2 separate regions of the Mus musculus genome follow, and region 2 is linked to region 1. A link is a loop called in an ENCODE intact Hi-C map of the cell type or tissue named here. Cell type or tissue: heart. All regions are shown on one strand.

What was found. Peaks named below come from ENCODE experiments on the same cell type or tissue, not always from the same donor. Only the 100,000 strongest peaks of a DNase experiment are listed, where the experiment ranks them.
Region 2: it touches region 1 in a loop (2.4-fold over the local background); 1 of 42 quality-filtered maps calls a loop at or near these places.

The regions. Positions count from the first base shown.
Region 1 is chr15:84,853,995-84,858,994 of GRCm38, reverse strand. It overlaps Phf21b (PHD finger protein 21B), which reads left to right and starts at 2,866. Exons shown (of 13, transcript NM_001081166.2): 1 at 2,866-3,330; 2 at 4,191-4,256. The coding sequence starts at 3,277. In heart, no CTCF peak of the experiment used is centred here; DNase peaks (open chromatin) are centred at 2,824, 3,294 and 4,024; H3K4me3 peaks cover 3,386 bases; H3K27ac peaks cover 2,640 bases; H3K27me3 peaks cover 1,365 bases.
Region 2 is chr15:85,034,478-85,039,477 of GRCm38, reverse strand. It overlaps Fam118a (family with sequence similarity 118, member A), which reads right to left and starts at 2,416. Exons shown (of 9, transcript NM_133750.4): 1 at 2,234-2,416. In heart, no CTCF peak of the experiment used is centred here; DNase peaks (open chromatin) are centred at 563, 1,171 and 2,437; H3K4me3 peaks cover 1,704 bases; H3K27ac peaks cover 1,460 bases; H3K27me3 peaks cover 1,322 bases.

The DNA.
Region 1 (5,000 bases):
ACAACCAGATAAGTATCCTGCTACACATAGAAAGACTAGCAGTGTGAGTGATGGGGTTGGGGTGGGGGAGGGACATGAGAGGGGGATGTGCCTGGGAGGGGAGCTGGGATGTTAGGGGGGTGCTGAGCTCAGGTCAGTGCATGTCAAGTGGAAATGCTAGAAGTGGAATGCTGGAAGGCTGTGTTCAGAGGCTGTGCCATTCAAGTCCTTGGAGCCAGAGTTGCATGCCAGGGTGTATGTAACACCTTACCTACAAACAGCCGTTCCTTCCACAGCCATAGAATGAACACGGGTTCTGGTGCCTCCGTGGCTCCTGTGGATACCTCCTATAGGCTCAGATGTTCCAATATGTGATTCTCCAGTTGATGGGACAACTTGGGTACGTTTAGGAAGTGTGGTCCCACTGGAGGAAGAATGTCCCTGGGAAGTGACAAAGCACGAGTTCCAGTTTCTTGTCCCCACTTCCTGCTTATAGTTTGAGATGTAAGCCCCCAGCTTTTGTTTCTTCTGCCTCCCTTCTACCACCGCGGACTCTTTATTCCTCTGGAACAATAAGCCCAAAGAAATTCGTAGTTCTCTAAGTTGCCTTCGCCATGGTGTTTTCTCACAGAATGAGAAAAGCAGCTACTACCACTCCCCTAGGGTAGGCTTGCTGCCAAGGCCAGGCTGGGGGCAAGCAGGGCAAGCAATGGATAGCAATTCAGCCCATCTATTAAATAAGTCCACGTGTCAAGATGTGGGCAAGGCGCTTGAGGGGTCCGGAGTGTCTGTGTCTAGTGTGATAGATTCCCATCTTGCACAGAAGTGAGGTTAGGAGGTTTAGAGAAATGTGTCTGACTCTGTTCAGGGTAGATTTGGGGTTCAACTCCCAGTACCCCCTCATGAGTAAGCACTGCTTGGTTGACCAACAGAGAGGGTGATAGGAGTTTTATTGTGGAAATTAGGGGGGGGTATCCCAGAAAAGACATTTGAAGTGAATCTTGAAGAAAAGAATTTGTGAAATGTGGAATGAGGGAAAGAATATTCTAGAGAACACTGGTCAGGTGAAGGGAGAGAAGCCTGTAGGAGCTCAGGAAAAGCTACATGTTTGCTTACAAGAACACCTGCTCCCAGCTGCTCAGGAAGCCAAGGCAGGGGGATCAAAGTTCAGAGTCTCCAAAGCAGGTGGCTGGGGATGTAACCCAGTGGTAGAGTGTTTACTTAGCACAGGCCGGGCCTTGGGTTTGATCCTTGGTTGCTTACTTTGCCTCTCCTGCACTGTCTGTCAGAGAACTCCCATACCATGGCCTGTGCCATGATCCAGGAAGTGGGTGACATGTTGATCATTACTGAAGCCTAAATCAATCGACAGTGGGCAAAACTACAAACCACACTGGGTCGTCACCATCCGACCAGGCACATCTCCTTCGGTGGGCATCTGCTAGAGTCTGTACTAGCCAAGGAAAGCCAGAAAGTCTACCCTGTTGATGAAAGGACCACATGGCCAGAAAGATAACCCTGAGTTTTTGCCAAAAGCCAATGACATTTACAGAAATCACAGGAGGGAGTCTCTTGGCCAGCACATGCCCCTCCTGGTCCTCCAAACACCAGTCTTCACCTAGGCTGCTGTCCTCCCCAGCAAAAGACATGAGTGGAGCTTTGAGCATGGCTCCTGTAACAGAGGCTTGCCTAGTATGCTCCAGCCCCTGGATCCTCTGCACCTCTAACTACAAAATGGGGGGGGGGGTTGAAAGAAAAAATGGGGAGTGGGAGACATTGTCTTGACTTGAGTCTAACCCAGAAGTGGGAGGAACCAGTTTAGTCAGCCAGTTAGATCGTTGTCATCTTTGTCGACTGTGACCAATACTGTATATGGCTCTAACAACACTGGTGTTCTGGTGTGTGTGTGTGTGTGTGTGTGTGAGAGAGAGAGAGAGAGAGAGAGAGAGATTTCTCCTGAGGGGTAAAGGAAATATGTAGACTGTTGGCATCCATTGAAGAGACATTTCTGACTGGTGTGCCTGAGTTTTCTTTTCTTTCCTTCCTTCCTCCTTTTCTTGTGACCCACGGAAAGAGTTAGTTATGAGTCTCTATCAATTCACGGTTACTCTGACACAGAGGCCCCCCTTTCCCTGGCCTCTTTGAAACACACTAGTGTGCTAGCGCCCAGCAGGGCACAAAGCCCCGACATTAATTGATGAGGACAGGAAACTCCGCCGCAGTAATCTCTGAGACGTTGACCCCGGCCCCGGGACTGGGAATTCTGAAATGTCATCTCCGCAGCTGTAGTTATGATTGCTTTATGTCACACTGACCTGTCGTGTTTACGATTTTTAACAACTGTCTGGAAAAAAAAAAGTCTAGGGACATCTGTTGAGAGTTTAATTGTGAGTGTAAAAAAAATCATTAAAGGACCAATCAAGAGATCAGTTTTCATACTATTTAAATACCACAGCGGCCATTAGGCGCTGGGACTCCGGCGACAGGACTGATTTAGTTCCCCAGTCTCAGTGCTAGGCGCTGCGGGAGAGGACCGGGTGATTTAAATAAAACCGGAGAGCGAGGCGAGAAGGGGAAGCGGAGGAGGGAGGAGGTGCAAGAAGCAGGAGGGTGGCATCTCAGTTTGCTGCGGGAATTGTCGCTCCGGGAGTGGGACTGTGAAAGCATTCCCTGCTCCCCGTGCTCTCGGCTGCGCACCGAGGAGATCGCTCGGGCGCCCAGATCTCAGAGCCGCGACTTTGCGCTCCGCTCAGCCGCCACTTTTGTTTCCTGAGCCTGGTCGCTGGGCCGAACGCAATGCGCACGCGCGGGCCGGGCGGGGCGGGGCGGGGCGGGCAGCGGGTTCCCGGCACCGCCTCCTGCCGCCCCGGCCCGCTCCATCCGGGCACTGCCGAATTAGCATCGTGCCGAGGCACAACTTTGCCGCGGCCCCAGCGAGATCCAGGCGCGCGCGCCGGAGGAAATATAGTCCCTGCCGGCGGTCAGCTGGCGCGGGCGGCGACAGGGCGCGCGCTGGGGGGCTGCGCGGGGCTCCCGGCGCCTGGGGGCCATGCGCCGGGCGGCGCAGGCAGCCCGGGCACCCGGCGCAACTTAGCGGCAGCCGGAAGAGTTGGGCGCCAGCTCGCCTTTCTTCCCTCTCGTCAGCCTCCTTTCCTATCGGCGCTGCAGGAGGGAACTCGTGTCTCTCTGTGCCCGGGACACCGGATCCGAGCTCTCCCGGTCTGGTTCCCGCCGAGCCGCACAACTTCCTGCGAGCTCCGGCCAAAGTGAGCGCAAAGTGCTGCCCAAGTTGCGGCGATGGAGCTGCAAAGCCGGTCCGAGGCGCTCGCGGTGGAACTCGCGCGCCACCAGGTAGGTAGTCCCGGATACTGGACCGGGGAGCCTTAGTGGCCCGGGGAGTGGAGGCGAGAGGGATCGAAGCTCCGTATCTAACTCTTGGTCTCAGGGGTGCTGGAAGCAGGCCCCTTCCTGGAACATGTCCCGGGGCTGGGATGGAACCCTTAGTTCTCCCTCTCCCCCTCGCTTCCGTGCGATCCAGCACTGTTTGCAGATCCAGGGTTCGTGGGACCCCAGCGTGGCGTCTTCTCTGCCACTGCCCCGTTTGCACAACTCGGGCGACCGGAAAGGGGACCCTCCTAGAGCTGCCCAGGGAACAGGGTGCATGGACCGGCCAGCTCCTAGCCTCCTGCTCCGGGCCCAGCCCGGCACCGACCCTCACTGTTAGCAAAAGTAGTTTGGCGATTGTGACTCCGGCGAGAGGCGGCCGGTGCCCGAGTGATATTGCGGCGTGCGCGTGTGTGTGTTGGGGAGATTAGGACGCGACTTGAATATTTATGAGCTTTGCTCGACACGGACTCGCCGTGTTTACTTGGCTCTTTGTTCGTCCCCCCTCCCCCGGCACACACTCTTACACTCACTCGCACCCGCACCCCGGCCTGCAAACTTGCACGGCTCGGGGCGCGCCGCCGGGTGGCCTCGGCCCCCGCCCCGCCCCGGGAGCTGCCCCAATGAGGCGGCAGCCACAGGTAAGCTGCTTCGCGCGACATTGCACGGTGGCCCGTGTGAGGAAAGCGGTCCCGGAAAGTTGGGGCGCGTTGGGGTCGGCTTGGTCCGCCAGGCAGTGGGTGGTGGGGATGCGGGGCTCGGGGCTCGCCTGCTCGCCCCCCCCCCCGGGGCGGCCAGGCTGAGCCCGCTCCTCTGTGTCTTCATAGAACGGCGACCTCAAGAAGCAGCTCCACGAAAGGCAGCCACGGATCGCAGCGCTCAGCGACAAACAAGTAAGGAGGGGCCTATCCCCCACAGGGGACCGGGGTCCAGGGAGGATCGCCGGGCACTTTGGCAGCACCCTAAAAAGTGCCTGTACGGTCGTCGCACGCTCCGACTCCCGTGGGGTTATGGCTGCAGTCCTCAAAGTTGCCGTCCTCCCTTTCTTGATAGAAAGAGCTGATTTGTGGTGGCTGAGGGGAGCGCGAGGCTCCGGCGGCCGGCCAAAGATCTGCGCCGTACCTTCCGAGGCGCCGGCTGCCCGGCGTCCATCTTGAGCGGTGGACATGTTTTGGGAACGTGGACATTCCCCGGCCTCGGCATCCCCTGATCCCTGCTGCGGTGGGAGGGGGACACAAGGGGGCGGCAATTCAGGCCCGCACCCCAAACTCCTTGGAAGCCATTTCCGCGTGGCACTGCCGACCCGGTTTGGTGATCCTTCTCCTAGCCGGCCCCTTCCCGGCCATCCCGCCGGCCTCACTTTTTATTCTCGGAACCTGACGCCAGCTCCCGGGGAACAAAAGAAAGGCGCCCCCGGGACCCCCCAGTTCTGCCCTAACTTGAGTGTCTATGCCTGAAAGGGGCTGTGGGGACCCGCGAGGAGCTCCAACCATGGGGGTGCGCGCCCGCCGCCCCCACGGCGAAGAAAAGTTGTCCATTGTGAGTTAGTTGCGCTGAGCTCAGCGCTCCGGGTTTCAGCACCACGAACAGATGCCGCCGCCGGAGCCCTGCCGACTGCGCGCCCCCGAGCCCCTCCC
Region 2 (5,000 bases), 180 kb before region 1:
CAGCCAACCCCGACAGCTCTGTCACACAGCTGCCTGCAGAACACAGTAACTTTAGCAGAATTGATAAGGAGAGCTAAACAAGAGGTATGGCCATGTCTCCAGGCAGAAGGCTGGGGAGGAAAGACAGGTACACAACCCAGAAGGGCCCAGCCAACAACAGTTTGCTGTGCTGCTTACAGCCTTGCGTGGCTCACCCTGAGACTGTTCCTCACACGTGAAAAAGGAAGAGTGTGTCCAAGCCAGGTGGCCAGAGGCATTCCATGGGATAATATCAGAGAAGCCTACATGCTTCCCAGGACCCCTAGATTTAACCCATTAAATGCCAGTCCTGCCACTGTAGGTATATTCTAAGTACCTATCAGTCACGTGTGGCTGTGGTAGCCACAGAAAGCCCTCCTGCACTAGGCTATCTCCATTTCCCTCTCCTTCTCCCAAATCCGGCTTCATCCATTATTCCTTATAATCCCTAGTTCACTGCCTACAGTAGTGCATGTCACACCTTCCAGTGCTCACCTGTCTGGACATCGACACCTCCTGCTTGCAGCTTCAACCCCTCCAGGTACACATCCGAACTCGTCTCCTTCAGTACCTTCCCCTTTCCTTCAGGACTCCCCCGCTGACTTCAGTCCCTCTTCCCCCTACCGGAAGCAGTGTGTCTTATACTTGGATAGCAGACACCCTGGTGAGGCGCTAAGGTGAGTACCACCTATAAGCAAACAGATAAAAATCTCACCTAAAAAAAGTTCCCGTGTCAGTGCCCCAAGCTCGAAGCCTGGGCTTTCAGCTCAGTCAAGCTCTAGAGAGCTACTGAACCACACGGCCTGGGTCCAAGTCATTCCTACCTTTTGTGGTCTTTTGGCCTACAAAAAAAAGTCGCTCCACCACAGCTAAAGTGACCACTGGAAAAAATATGTAAGCCAGGACTAGGGACATGGCTCAGTCACCAGTCAGTCTGACCTGTGAACATAAGGCCTGGGTGTGATCCTCAGAACTCCTCAACCTTTAAGAGTCTGCTTCCCTGTTACCTCTTGCATCCCCTTCCCTCACCCCAGCTACTCTCTAGAACCCCCAAGCCCCAGCTGCCTTGAAGGCACTCTTAAGTACCACCAACTTGGCTAATCCCCACCTCCCAACCCTTACCAGCTGGAGCTGTGTCATCTGCCTCCAGCACCCAGCACTGGGCCGCAGAGGGTATCCACTCCCTCTTTAAAAATGCCTGGCCCTTGCCTTTCACAATCATCAGGCCATGTTCTTTCTTGGGGCTTTACCTCAGGGTACCAGACTGCCGGTGTAGCAAGCAAGTCAAGGACTGTTTATCAATGACAATAGCCCGAGGAAAGGATAATCCTTGTTCTAGAGATTTCCAGGACTGAAAATGATAAGATGTGTACCATTTGGCCCCAAACCTCCACCTCAGGGAAGACAGCCACCCTTAAATCAGGATCCCAGAAAGATGGACCTTTAGTTTACCTTCGTCCCATCAATTAGACCACTGTAATCAAGCTTTACTTTCCTGGACTGGTTTTGGTGGGCTGTGTGTGGTAACAGAAACTACCACACATTGAGGGCACAATCTAAAAGAGCTTTGACTGCCCAACTCCCGTTACTCCCAGCGCTGCCATTCTCCACAATGAGTCGGTCCCACACCAGCCTCCACTGCACGGTGAAAACAAACGCACATGCGAAGCCCCACATCCCACCTCCTCTTTGGTTATGCGTGGTCCTCTGTTGACCTATCAGATGGTGCTACTTTTATCCCTATTTACAATTCACAAACCTCAAGAACACTCTAGTAGAAGCTGAAAAGCTCTGTGGACCTCAAGATAGAGAGCAGGAGGCAGGAGATCCTAGGAAGGAAGGTCTCTAGGGATAGGTGGGTCTGAAGGCCTCTCCACCCAAGAAAGGATGGGAGTCTATGGGCCTGGAGACCCGAAGCTTTGGAGTTGGACCAGAGGGGATCTGTTGGACTTCTGGAGAAGATATAACGGTCTCGGGCCCTGAAGCCGCCGAGGTCTGTGTGCTGAGTCTGAGGGAAATCTGGAGGATGGTGAGGTTTTCTAGGTGTGGAAGGTAATCAGGTCCACAGGTGGCCGCGGACCCAGGCAGCCCAGGGGATGTCGGAGGCAGGGTCCCCAGCGCATCAGAGGGCACTAGGGTCCTGGGCACCCTAGGCGGGTTTTGAGGGCTGGGGAGACGCGAGGCGCTGGCACCCAGCCCCGACCCGCCGCCTCACCTGCCGTGCCACGGAGACACCAGTGTCGCTCGCGCTCTCGCCGCCTCCCACCCGGGTCGCGCCCCTTCGGCTGGGTGGAGCCGCCGGGCGCTGCGCCGGATGGCGCTGCGCGTGCACCACGCCGAGCCTGCCCAGCCGAATCCGCAGCGCTCTCTCAAGGCCTTCCCCCCGCGCGCGCGCACTGCCCGCGCGAACGTTCCGCCCTGAAATCAACGGCCCCGCGGCAACGGGAAGCCCCGCCCGAAGGGGCGTGGCCACGACGCGTCCCGCCCCCAAGAGAAGCTACGATTGGACCCACGGACTGTGCTGTCGTGTCCACGATGAGCCTGGTCTTAAGAGACTGAATGTCTCGCGGCCAGTCTTCCCAGCGCTGTTTTGTCTTCAGTTTCCCCATCTGCACGCCTGGACAGCCCCGCGGAAACGCAGAAGGCGTTGAGCTCGGCCGGAACCACCCTTGGGCAACCACTTCCAGCCGGGCTCACTCCATCTACCTCAAGCCACAGGCTGTACAGCCTGTGCCCTTCCCCAGCCTAGCATGCTTCACGTCCTCCCCGCAGTGACCGACTCCCTTACCACGTGTCAGAGTAGGCGTCTGGCCCTTCCGATGTGCCTCTTGGACACGTCTAGCTTGGGCTTAGATCCAGGGACTAATGAGCATATGTACCCAGGTTCAGCACCTGTTAATCGGGTGAACTCAGTGCCCACCCCGAACGTTCGAGAGTACACGTGGGTGGGCTCTGCGCTGGAGCACTCAGCATGAGGACCTTTAAAAGTCAATGACACCTCTCCTTTCTCTAAATAAGGCTGGGATGGATCAAAGCCTATTTCCTCTTCCTCATCTTCCCAGGTCGGCCTGCCCAGGCAAGTTATTTGGACTTCCTCTACCTCTGGCTCCTTTTTTTCTACATGGGTTTGCTGTAAGCATCCCTTCAGCCCCATAAGAAAAATGCATGTGTAATAAAACCTGGGTTTTTGTTCTTTTCTTTTTGAGACAGGGTTTTATGTGGCTTTGGCTGTCCTAGAACTAGCGCTGTAGAACAGGCTGGCCTCAAGCTCACAGAGTTCCACCTACTCTGTGGGTGTAAGGTATACAAAATCACTACCTGGCCAGCTTGAAATTTGTGGCACCAGAGCCCAGAACAGTGGTTTGAACACCTGAGTCTGGGTACCTACTAAGTAGCTGGCCTTTGAGAAAATGTTTTTTTCAGTCCTCAGGACATCTCCCATGAGGATGGCACCCCATTTACTGCAATTAACAGCAGGAGAGGAGGAAGCCCAGAGAAGTTGTATTGGCAATACCAACCATGCATTGGCTTCAAAGGTCTGGGCTTCCCACTACTAGACTGAACAATTTACATGTGATGCAATTTAGTTCACAAGCTCCTGCTTCCATAAAGGGTCCTAAGACTTGAACCTGTGACACTGGAGAAGTTCCCGGGTTACAGGAAGGAAGTTGTTCAAGGAGACTGTAGGCTAGGAGCTGAGGAGTTAGAACCCACAGCACACCACCCACACACTGGATGCCCTCCAAGATCCAGTGTGGCAGAGCCTCAGTAATCCCAACTCTCCATCTAAGGTCAACACAGATCGGAAGTCTCTGCCCATTCAGCCAAGCAGCTTTACAAGGGCAAACCCACAGAAGGGACAAAAGGGACACCTTAGAAACAATGCCCTCCTCTGTATCCAAGAGAGACAGATGAACACTTTCTACCCAGCCTGGCAGTACTAGGATCACCCTGATTTACAGGGAGTCTCAGAAAACTGCTTTAATCCCTGTCCACTGTGTTCATTCTGAGTAGATAATGTAGCGCCCGCCAGTGTGTTCCTGCAGTGCGTCATTCAGGTAGGCTGAACAAATTCATGAATAGGTGTGTGCACAAAATATGTTTCATGGCATGAGTTCAACAGACCAGATTCCTTTCTTTGTTATACCAAAGGTGGCCTTGGAGGCAAGCAGCAGTGGCTACCCCAGGAGATGTCAGTCTGTTTGAAATGCAAGTGCCTGTGGAAGTCTGCGAGAGTAATGATTACAAAGCACAAACTATGTGCTAAACTTCCCTGTGACACCTCTTCCTTCACTCTCACAGCAACCCTGTGCAGTAAGGATTGTGACTTTTTTCCCCCACAGATTCAGAAAACAGAGTCAGGAATGGGGAGATGTCTCCTTGTGGGTAAAGCATTTGCCATGCAGTCATGAAGACCTGAGTTTGAATCCCCAGAGCCCACCTAAAAGTCAGGCATGGTGGCACATCCACAGTGAGATGAGAGGCAAAGACCCGAGGAATTCCAGAAGCTCCAAAGCCAGCGAGTCTGGCTCATGACATTGTGAACAACATAAGACGGACCCTGACCCAAACCCACAGAGAAGTTTGTCCTCAGATCTCCACAGTAATGCCATGGATACACACACACACACACACACACACACACACACACACACAGGGACTTAACTGGTCAGTCAAGCTGCTTCAGTGTGCTGCTGTCTGGTTTGCTACAGAAAGAACTTTGCACAACCAGAAAGGAAAGAACTGCCAGACTCAGTGAGAAATGCTAGGGTGGTAGAAAAGACACAACAGGTGTCCCACGACAACATATTGTCACCCCCTCACACCCACACACGCCCACCAGAGATGAAGCTAATGCTTTATTTATTTATTTATTTATTTTTGGTTTTTCGAGACAGGGTTTCTCTGTATAGCTCTGGCTGTCCTGGAACTCACTTTGTAGACCAGGCTGGCTTTGAACTCAGAAATCTGCCTGCCTCTGC